Regions from separate parts of the Homo sapiens genome. Here region 2 is linked to region 1. The links are chromatin loops, found by intact Hi-C in ENCODE. Cell type or tissue: CD4-positive, alpha-beta T cell. All regions are shown on one strand.

Region 1 (5,000 bases):
TGCCCATTTTCTCAGGTAAGTAAAATATTAGTACTACTGTTTAATGGTTAAACAGATCACCACTATTTAGTTTTTACTCCATTTAAAAATTTTAATCACCCGTATTATTTTCAGTAATATCACTTACGTAGAGTACTTAAAAATTTGTAAAGTTCACTTTCTATCAGCCTACTAAAAAACCACTGAGCAGATTCTTTCTAATTAAAGAAAAGTCAAATGATTAACTACAAGTAACATGCTGTTTTTCTACAGCACTTAATCTATTTTCATTTGCACCTCGAAACAACTGGTATTAGCAAATATAAAACCGAAAGAGATGCAATGTATTGATAATTATATATGAACAACTAATATATATATAACTAACTATACAGACGGCATTATCTTAACAATCAATGAGTCATCAGTCTTCTCCAGCTTGATGAAGTACGAACAGAAATCTATCAACAAATATTGGCGCATAAATATACATACACACATTATATTACACTTCTGGGGTTTCTTTTTCCCCCACAGAGAAACACTTTTAGAACAGTGGAGCCGCATGCAACCAGGGGTCGCACATATGTGCGCAGACGGTCTGGCTCGTCAGGTGGCATGGGTGGGGGTCACGCTTTCACTGCCTGCTTTGGGCTCTCAAAACCCAGCTCTGAAACGTTTCCAAGGCAAAATAAAAATAGCCAAAATGCCTATTCAGACCAGAGGAGGTAGAGGAAGATGACCGATTCTGTAAAACACCCTCCTACAGATAAAGAAAAGGCGATATGGGCAAGTACACACACATCTAGGCCATCGTTCCCGACTTTTAAGTATGAAAGAGGCGTGGCTAGGGGCTAGATACTTATTTTTAACACTTCCATTGAAACACCCGGAGTCTCCCAAGGTCTAACCTCTAGAAGTCGGGTGGCAGAACCTGAATCAGAACCCGAGTGAGCCTTCCTTCCTCCACCACCTCCCTTTAGGAACGCATGCCTAAATAGTCGATAAAATCTACTTCTCAATGTCATGATTAACCCAAAAGCCAGCCACAACCAATCGTGTTATTAGAGTGCTAAAAGCCTCTATCCACAACAAACACTCCACTTGGGATGACATTAAAACTTTCGATAAAGGTGTACTTTCAACGTCGTGCTTTAGCCTTTGAAAATACATTTACAAAACTGCAGCTGCAGTCAAAAGGAAAACATCACACGCCTCGAAAGCTGAAGGGCGTGCCTTTTTCTCTAACGAAGACCGTGTGGCCATTTCTTCTCAAAGGGTCTGCAGTCACTTAAGATAGCAACGCGTAAAGGACAGCCGTTCTGAGAAGACAACCAGCTCCCCTGAGATGGGAGGCGGGCTGCACGCTGGTAAAGAGGATTTTTCAATTCAAGGACTTTGAGGAGATTCCGCCCAGATAAGCTGGAGGGGAGCGAATGCACGTCCATCCAGCAGGGGCAGGGCACCGGGAAAGACCGCAAAGAAGAAAGTGTCCGGTTTAAGGTCAACAGTCCTCGAGGGACGCCCCAGGTGGATTCCCCGGGTGGGCTCCCCGGGTGGGTGGAGGCCTGCAAGCCCCACCGCGATTAGGGAGTGGGCCCAGGGCGCGGGAGGGGCCGGGCCGGCCTTTTGCGCACACACACACACACACACACACACCCGCCTTTTGCAGACACACGCGCGCGCACACACCCGCCTTTTGCACATAGACACGCACACACCCGCCTTGTGCACACACGCGCGCACTCTCCCGCACTCACACACACACCCGCGCACCCTCACACTCTCCTCCCTGGGGGCGGGGCGGGCGGGCGCTGCCCTCACACAGGAAGTCAGGAAACCCAGGGGGCAGAGAAGCCACAACTTCGGGCCATTTAAACCCTCTCGCCCACGTCAGCCAATAGGCTGCGCCGGCCCCCTCCCCCTCGGCGCCTAACCCCCGCGCCCAGAGCCCCTCGCTGCGCGCCCGACCTCCCTTTGCGCGCACCTCCGCGGCGCCGCCGCCGCCGCCGCCGCGCCTCCCGCACACGCCTCCCCCCGACTCCACCGCCCTCGGCGGGCACAGCCCGGCCCCGGCGCGCCTTTGTGCAGCGCCTCGCCAACCTGCCCTCCGTCCGCCAGGACCCGCGCCCTGCACCTCACCGGGAGCCCGGCGGCCTCGCAGCAGGCGGCTCCCTTCTTAGTCCGCCCCGCGGCTGCGGGTCGACGACGCGAGCCCGAAGAGCGTTCACACGGCTACGGCCGCGGCCGGCCCGTCCCCGCAGGCTGGCCTCTGAGGGAGGGTAAGTTACAGGGCACGTCGGAGCGCGCCGGCGCGGGGGCGGGGCTCACGTGACGCGCGGGGGCGGGGCGGGAGGCTCACGTGATGGCCCGGGCGAGCTGGGCGGGCGCGGGTCTCCGGGACGGTCTGGGGTGGCTAGGGGGTGCGGCGCCCGGCGGGGATCCGAATAGGGGGCAGCCAGCGTACGGTGTGGGAACTCGGGCCGGCGCGGGAGCCTGCGGTCAAGGGGGCTCAGCACTTTGTAAACAAGGAGTGGGAAGCGTTAAAAAAACGCTCGTAGGGAAAACCAGGGAAGGGCGGACATAGCGCCAGGGTGGCAGGAATGGAGCCCGGGCAAAGACGGCCCTGCCGTGGGCCCTAGCGCTCCCTTCGTCGGCCCCTGGAGCTGCGGCCGGGCGTGGGTCAGTCGTTCACGGGCCCGGAAATTCCACTGGGACACCCGAAAAAGTGCTGCACGCCGCCTGAGGGAGACGGAAAGGGACCCGGGGCACTGAGTCCATTGCTGGGGTCGCCAGGGTACGTGGCAGGACCCGCTGTGCACACTCGGGACTGAGGAGACCCCTGGGACGCGGAGAGCCGCTCCAGGGCAGAACCAGTCCGTCAGCATTTAGCCTTCCACGGGCCTGAGGGTGCGAGCCCTGCGGGGGCCACAGGGTCATTGTCCAAAGTCATCCCCGTTTGCACTGTGGCAGCACCGAACCCGGAAGTAACAGCTTTGGCAGGTCTTTGATGGTGATCCAGTGGCAGGAGGAGCTCAGCTGGAATGGGAATCAGGAAAGAGACCTGGCTTCTGCCATTTATTGGCACTTCACCCTTCTGAACCTCAGCTTTCAAATGAGAGCTGGCTTCTAGGTCTAGAATACAGTGAGTGTGAGAAAAATAACTGAGAGGCGTTGGGACTTCAGTAACTACTCATTCCTTAACCAGTTGTTGATTGTGCCTGTTGTGCCAGGATGAAATATTTGTTAATAATAGAGACCAGAAAGGAGAGGGGGGAAAAAACAAGCATATGTATGATTCAAGCAATGAAGAGCTACTCTCCGGAGTTGGCTCTTTCCTGTGCTTCACTTCGTACTTGAAGATGCCACAATGCCTGGCTTCCTTATCAACCAGCTGAACTCCGAATTGTGCCTTACAGGATGCGAAGAATCCGGTAGGGCAGTGGCAAGACTTTAACAGCTGTGGTTTACAACCTTCTTATTAAATTAAGTCTAATGCGAGCTAAAGTGTTAAGATAGTCTCCATTTAGAAAGGAAAGAGGCTTACAATGAGAATTTTTGAAAAATAAGCCTGAGACTGTGCTGTCTCTATCGTTGCATTTGCTTTTCACAGTCCTTGGCACCCACTGCCTTTTTGTCTCCCTCGGTTTCTAACCCGTTCTGTTTTCTTGCATTTGTTCAGTATAAGGAGTATTTCCTGTATGCTTTGGCAACTATTTTCCATAGACTCTGCTTGTGTTCTCCTTATAAAACCAGAACAAGAGCAGTGCAAAAAAGAAAACGACCCTGATAGGAATGCGCTGATAACCTTACTTTCCCTACTCTCCAAACCTGAATTGGGCACCCTTGGTTTTAGCAAGAGATAGAACTCAACAGTTTGCATACACTTGCGGATCTGCCTGTAACCCCACTTCCTATTTCACAGCCTAATCTCGGATGATACCACAATGCCCACAGTATGCTGATCACCACCAACAGCAGATGGAGGCGGATAAAAAGAGCTTTCTCGCTAGTGTGTTGTTTTAAAAGAACCTGATGGAGAGCTATGATCATATGTAACACTGCCTCTAGTTAGTTTTTAAATAACACTTGTAGCATATGTCTGGCGCCTGTGCTCAGGATTTCAACAGATCATTTTCAGGATTTTGACATTTAACTGGCTTCTTATGAAGTAGCAGAGAGTTCCAAAATGTAGAACTGAAATATAAGCTCCACACACAGGCAGAGATTTGAGTCTGATTTGTTTGTGTGTATATCCCAAGTGCCTAAAAGCACTTGGCATACGGTAGATGCACAATAGATTCCTGTTAAATGTATTTTTAGGTGAAAATGTAGTCTGTACTTTGCATAAACTTGTCCTACTTTCTTCCTAGTTCTTTAATAAGTAACCTACTTTTCATTATATATTTTTAAATGAAAAAACAAAATTATATCTGGCATCACTACTTTGGCTGGGCTATAAAGAAACAGGAATTTGGCAGTATGTATTAAAATTACAAATGCATATATACTCGGAGCCTTGAATTTCATTTCCAGGGATTTATGCCACAGATGTTTCCACACATAAGAAATAACAAGGTGTTTCTTATTGTTGAGAATAGCAAAAGATTGGAAACAAGCTAAGTATCTATCAACAGGATACTAGTTAAATTATGATAGAGCCATATGTTTGAACATTGTGCAGCTGTTAATCAAAAAAACAGAAAGTTCTTTGTTTTAACATTAAGATCTCCAAGATTTTTTTGTTAAGTGAAAAACACAGAAATACGGTACAGAATATTGTATTAAATTGTATATGCATTAAACTAGGACAAAGTAACATGAGGTATGAGAACACAGTAGATGGAAAGCATAAGAAATAGACTTCATTGTATTCATATTTAAACTTTTTGATATTCAAAATTTCAGAATGTTTTATCTATTCAAATAGTGAAAATGTTTAAAATTTTTCTGGCATCTTTTTGTTGTTGTTGTTGTTATTAAAACATTCAGGCTTCTTCTGTTTTATAAAAGTTTACCTG
Region 2 (5,000 bases), 1.2 Mb after region 1:
GGACTGGGTTCAAACTGAGTTTTCCAACACTGGGCGAGTTTCAGCAAAGTAGGGCTGGGATAATGGTGCGGCTCTTGTGATTAATCTACTCCAGGAAAGGTTGAATGAGAAGTTAATGTGGATCCCCCAGAAGCTGCAGAGGGTTAAGAGCTTTTATTTTAGCGAGAATTTAAGATGCGAGGCCTGTCAGGTGCACGTGCCATCAAAAACATGACCTAATCCTATTGATTTTCTTTTAATGTTCACAGACTGGGAGCCCCGGGAGGGAGGCAGACAGCACCAATGCATTGCGCAAAATGTCTAGTTTTCAAACCATGTAAACTTGGTCTGGGAAAAGAGTGGGCTCTGTGGAATGTTGCTCCTTCAGCAGCTGATGTGAAGATGCTTATGGTGACCACAAGCCAAGCCTCTGCAGGAGGTTATAGGAGCCCCAGCTCATATTAGGAATTCTAAATTCAGATAAAGCTGGATTATTAGATTGAACTCTATGAAATTGTTCAATATTCAACCATCTTTTACCTATAAAAATGGCTGTTTCATATGGTTTGACATGCTGTGTATGCTTGAGACTTGACTGTGACCTTCTTATCTCATGATGGCAAGAAAACCCCATGTGGAATTTAGGTGAAATCCTACTTGTCCTCCAAGGCCAGGTCTTGGGGGATTCATAGAGCATCCTAGGCTAACATGACTTTAGGCCCGTGAAGCCACTCATGGTTTCTCACAACCCAATCAAAACTAATCTCCCCAGGCCAGATGTGGCAGCTCACTCCTTTACTCTCAGCATTTTGGGAGGCCGAGGCAGGAGGATTGCTTGAGGCCAGGCTTTCAAGACCAGTCTGGGCAACATAGCGAGATCCTATCTTTCTATAAATAAATAAGAATTAGTCTTCCTCACCCTGGCGTATTGACGATAGTTAGCTAACACTATTTATGAAATAGATACCTTTAGTTATAGCTATTGCTGTTCCTGAATGCCCTTTAAAATGACAAATACTTTGAGGATGTGAGCCGTCATGGATATCTCTGTATCTCCCGGTGCCTTTTCACAGAGTAGGCATTCTTCATTGTTATTGCTTAACTACCTGAATCTTGATACTTTTACTCAGTAGCAAAACGGATCATGACCAGTTGGCTCTTTTCAGAATTTATAATGGGGCTATAGCTTTTCCTTCATAGACCTTTAAAAAATTGATTACAGTCCTTTAAATTGGAGTTAAAAGATTGTTATCTTTTTCTTCTCATGAACCATATAACATTTCTATGAGCACAAATGCGTTTTGTGAGTGTTGATGTGAATTCAGAGAATGCTTTAGATCAGCAGTCCCCAAACTTTTGGGCACCAGGGACCAGTTTTGTGGAAGACAATTTTTCCACAGAGAGGGACAGGAAATGGTATTGGGATGATTCAAGCACATTTCATTTATCATTATACTTTCTTTCTTTTTTTTTTTTTGAGACGGAGTCTCGCTTTGTCACCAGGCTGGAGTGCAGTAGCGTGATCTCGGCTCACTGCAACCTTCGTTTCCTGGGTTCAAGCGATTCTCCTGCCTCAGCCTCCCAAGTAGCTGGGACTACAGGCGCACGCCACCAAGCCCAGCTAATTTTTGTATTTTTAGTAGAGATGGGGTCTCACCATGTTGGCCAGGATGGTCTCGATCTCTTTACCTTGTGATCCACCTGCCTCGGCCTCCCAAAGTGCTGGGATTACAGGCATGAGCCACCGTGCCTGGTCTATCATTACATTTTCGTAAGGGGCCATGCAACCTAGATCCATCGTGTGCACGGTTCACAATAGGGTTCGCACTCCTGTGAGAATCTAATGCCATCACTGATCTGACAGGAGGCAGAGCTCAGCTTCCCTTGCTTGCCCACCCCTCATCTTCTTCTGTTTGGTCTAGTTCCTAACAGGCTACAGACTGGTACCTGTCATGGCCCGGGGGGTTGAGGATCCCTGCTTTAGATCACAGCTGATCAGTTTCCCCAGTCTCACACTGCACTTAACTACAGTTTCTCCTTCTGTGTCCCCAGTAGGGGTGGCAGAAAGGGTCACAATGGGGCACAGAGGATGTTACAGTTACCTGAACATGTGCGACTAGTCCACATGGGTGCACACTGTATATGACAGGAAGGCTTCAAGTTCAACCTGGGTTAAATGAAACATGCCATCATTCCATCTTTCTTTCCCGTGCCCTCTTCTGCCGACCTGCTCCCCTTCCTGGGTGTCTGGTTGCAGTGAGTGGCTCTGATGTTCTCCCAGATGACCAACCTCAAAGACCAGTACATCCCCTGCCCCACACTGTCCCCCACATCTGTCTGCTCTGTCTCTTTCCATTGTTACCACCACTGCCTAGGTTTCTAATTATCCACATTTCTTCTTTTTTTTTTTTTATTTAAGCAAGCATCTCACTCTGTTGCCTAGGATGAAGTGCAGTGGCACAATCACAGCTTACTGCAGCCTCAAAGCAATCCTCCCACCTCAGCCTCCCTAGTAGCTAGGACCACAGGCATGTGCCACCAGTTCAGCTATTTCTTTATTTTATTTTTTGTAGAGATGAGGTCTTGGTATGTTGCCCAGGATGGTCTCAAACTCCTGGGCTCAAGCAATCCTCCTGCCTCCACCTCCCAAAGCGCTGAGATTATAGGCATGAGACACAGAGCCCAGCCACTGTCCGCATTTCTTTCCTGGCTTCCTTACTGGGTTCTCTACTTTCACTCTTGCCTTCTTCCTCTCTTCCACCAGCATAAGTTTTAGAAACTGCACTTCTGATCATGCTGCTCTGCTGCTTAAAATCCTTCATGCAGATCATGTAAGACCTTCCTGATCCAGTGCTGCCTTGCCCTCTAGAACCCAGGGTGCCTTTCTCCCCTCTGCAGTTCTACTGCGCCACCTGCAGTTTCTCTCTCCTGTGTTCATGTGTCTACTCCCTCTGAATGGTAGGCTCACACCCTCCACCTGGCCAACTCTTACTAAATCTTGGGCTTCAACTCAAGGATCACCTTCATGGTTCACTCCACCAGGCTGGGCTGTGTGTCCTGCCCAGTTCCTATAGTGCCCTAACTCACTTTTTTAAAAAAATACTTTAAGTTCTGGGGTACATGTGCAGAACATGCAGGTTTGTTACATAGGTATACACTTGCCATGGTGGTTTGCTGAAGCCATCAATGTCATCTACATTAGGCATTTCTCCTAATGCTGTCCCTCCCCTAGCCTCCCACCCCCCAACAGGCCCCAGTGTGTGATGTTCCCCTTCCTGTGTCCATGTGTTCTCGTTGTTCAGCTTCCACTTATGAGTGAGAACATGCGGTGTTTGGTTTTCTGTTCCTGTGTTAGTTTGCTGAGAATGATGCTTTCCAGCTTCATCCATGTCCCTGCAAAGGACATGAACTCATTCTTTTTTATGGCTGTCCATTATTCCATGGTGTATGTGTGCCACATTTTATTTATCCAGTCTATGATTGATGGACATTTAGGTTGGTTCCAAGTCTTTGTTATTGTGAACAGTGCTGCAGTAAACATAAGTGTGCATGTATCTTTACAGTAGAATGATTTATAATCCTTTGGGTATATACCCAGTGATAGGATTTCTGGGTCAAATGGTATTTCTGGTTCTAGATCCTTAACTCACTTTTAACAGAGCTATGGGGGCTTTCAGCTCAGCAGTGGCTCTTCTTAGCAGGGGACTGAATGTGTTCCCTTTGCCAAAGCCTACTTTGCTTTGCTTATGTGATGCTACTTACAGGATTTCCAGATTGTTTTTGGTCTCTTCAACCATTTGCTTTCTTTGGACAGGACAATGCCCAGTGATGAAGATGAAGCTCTTGTTCTTGACATCTAATCCCACACCATGACTAATAAACATGGCATGCTGCAATGGGCATTAATTTATGGGTAACAGAAGCAGATCCAAGCCTTTTAGCTAATTAAATAAAAATGCACCATACAGCAACCATCCTGCCTGCTTGGGTGTAAAATAGAGAGGAGAAAGATGGCATGCTGGTCATTGAGAGATAATTACCTGCAATTTCAGAGCTGGAATCTAGTGACAACATAAGAAAAATAATAACCTCTCTGGCTGTTAGGATTCTCAGTTCTAGCTGCGAGCAAGGAGCAAAGGCACCCACAGACTTGCCAAACCTATGTCAGGAATGACGAATAGAAGGCAGAAATCCACATCCCCAGGTGGTAAAATTGTTATCCACCTTCGTCACCTCTTTCCTAATGGAGGAAGTGAGGACAGGCAGCCTTGGAGTCCTACTTGAATGAGGCCTGGACCTTATGCAGGGTAATAAAAACCAACACGTGGGGCCTGTGCTGTAAGGTGGCAGAGGGCGATGACTCACCCCACTCATGCAGGTTGAGTCATTTCAAGGCAGAGTTGTGCCAGTTCAGTACCCAGTAATATTTTCCAGTCGACGAGTATCAGTGAACAGGAGATAACCAGTCATTTCTAGATTCTGCTCAGAGTCCCAGCTTAGAGGCTCCACCAGCTCAAAGAGACGGGATGGCAAAACAGCCACCTTAATTTCCAGATCATCTGCCAGCTCATCTGCCAGCTGACACACAGCCCATGGCTCCACTATTGCCAGTGCTGTAGCTGCACCAGACCAATCTGGTTCAACTTTTATGTAACAAAGTTGTGATTTGTTTTTCAGTTGCCCGGGACTCCCAGGTTGAAGATCATGAGCATGCCCTGATGAGCCAAGGCATGCAACCACAGGGGAACCTAAGTGCTTGGACTGAGGAGTGGGGACTGAAATAAGAAGCGGACACTGCAGGGCAGGATCAGGATCCAATCAGATCGAGCCCTGGCATCACCTCATGGCAGGATCTAGTCAGATCGTGGCTTTTGACATCACTTCATTGTGAAATCCAATCAGATCACACCTTATTACCCTATCCTTATAAAACCGGACCTAGCCCCCAGCTCGAGGAGGCACTGCTTTGGGAGTTATCCCAGGTGTTCTTGTTACTAGTTGCAAGGAATAAAATCCTCTTG

The links. A loop is a pair of places that touch in the nucleus more often than their neighbours do. Peaks named below come from ENCODE experiments on the same cell type or tissue, not always from the same donor. Only the 100,000 strongest peaks of a DNase experiment are listed, where the experiment ranks them.
Region 2: a loop joins it to region 1, with 4 times the contacts of the local background. A loop is called at or near these places in 2 of 110 quality-filtered maps.

What each region holds. Positions count from the first base shown.
Region 1 is chr10:31,926,562-31,931,561 of GRCh38, forward strand. ARHGAP12 (Rho GTPase activating protein 12) reads right to left here and starts at 2,270. Exons shown (of 20, transcript NM_018287.7): 1 at 2,122-2,270. LOC107984219 (a long non-coding RNA gene) reads left to right here. Exons shown (of 3, transcript XR_001747415.2): 1 at 1-1,482; 2 at 2,101-2,261. RefSeq lists a silencer at 1,942-2,441. In CD4-positive, alpha-beta T cell, no CTCF peak of the experiment used is centred here; DNase peaks (open chromatin) are centred at 1,310, 1,750, 2,290, 3,920 and 2 weaker places; H3K4me3 peaks cover 3,776 bases; H3K27ac peaks cover 1,826 bases.
Region 2 is chr10:33,129,912-33,134,911 of GRCh38, forward strand. No RefSeq gene overlaps it. Among named protein-coding and RNA genes, the nearest start is that of IATPR, 16 kb to the left of the region's middle. RefSeq lists an enhancer at 3,856-5,000. In CD4-positive, alpha-beta T cell, CTCF peaks have their summits at 2,907 (motif pointing left) and 3,137; DNase peaks (open chromatin) are centred at 2,880 and 4,360; H3K27ac peaks cover 3,145 bases.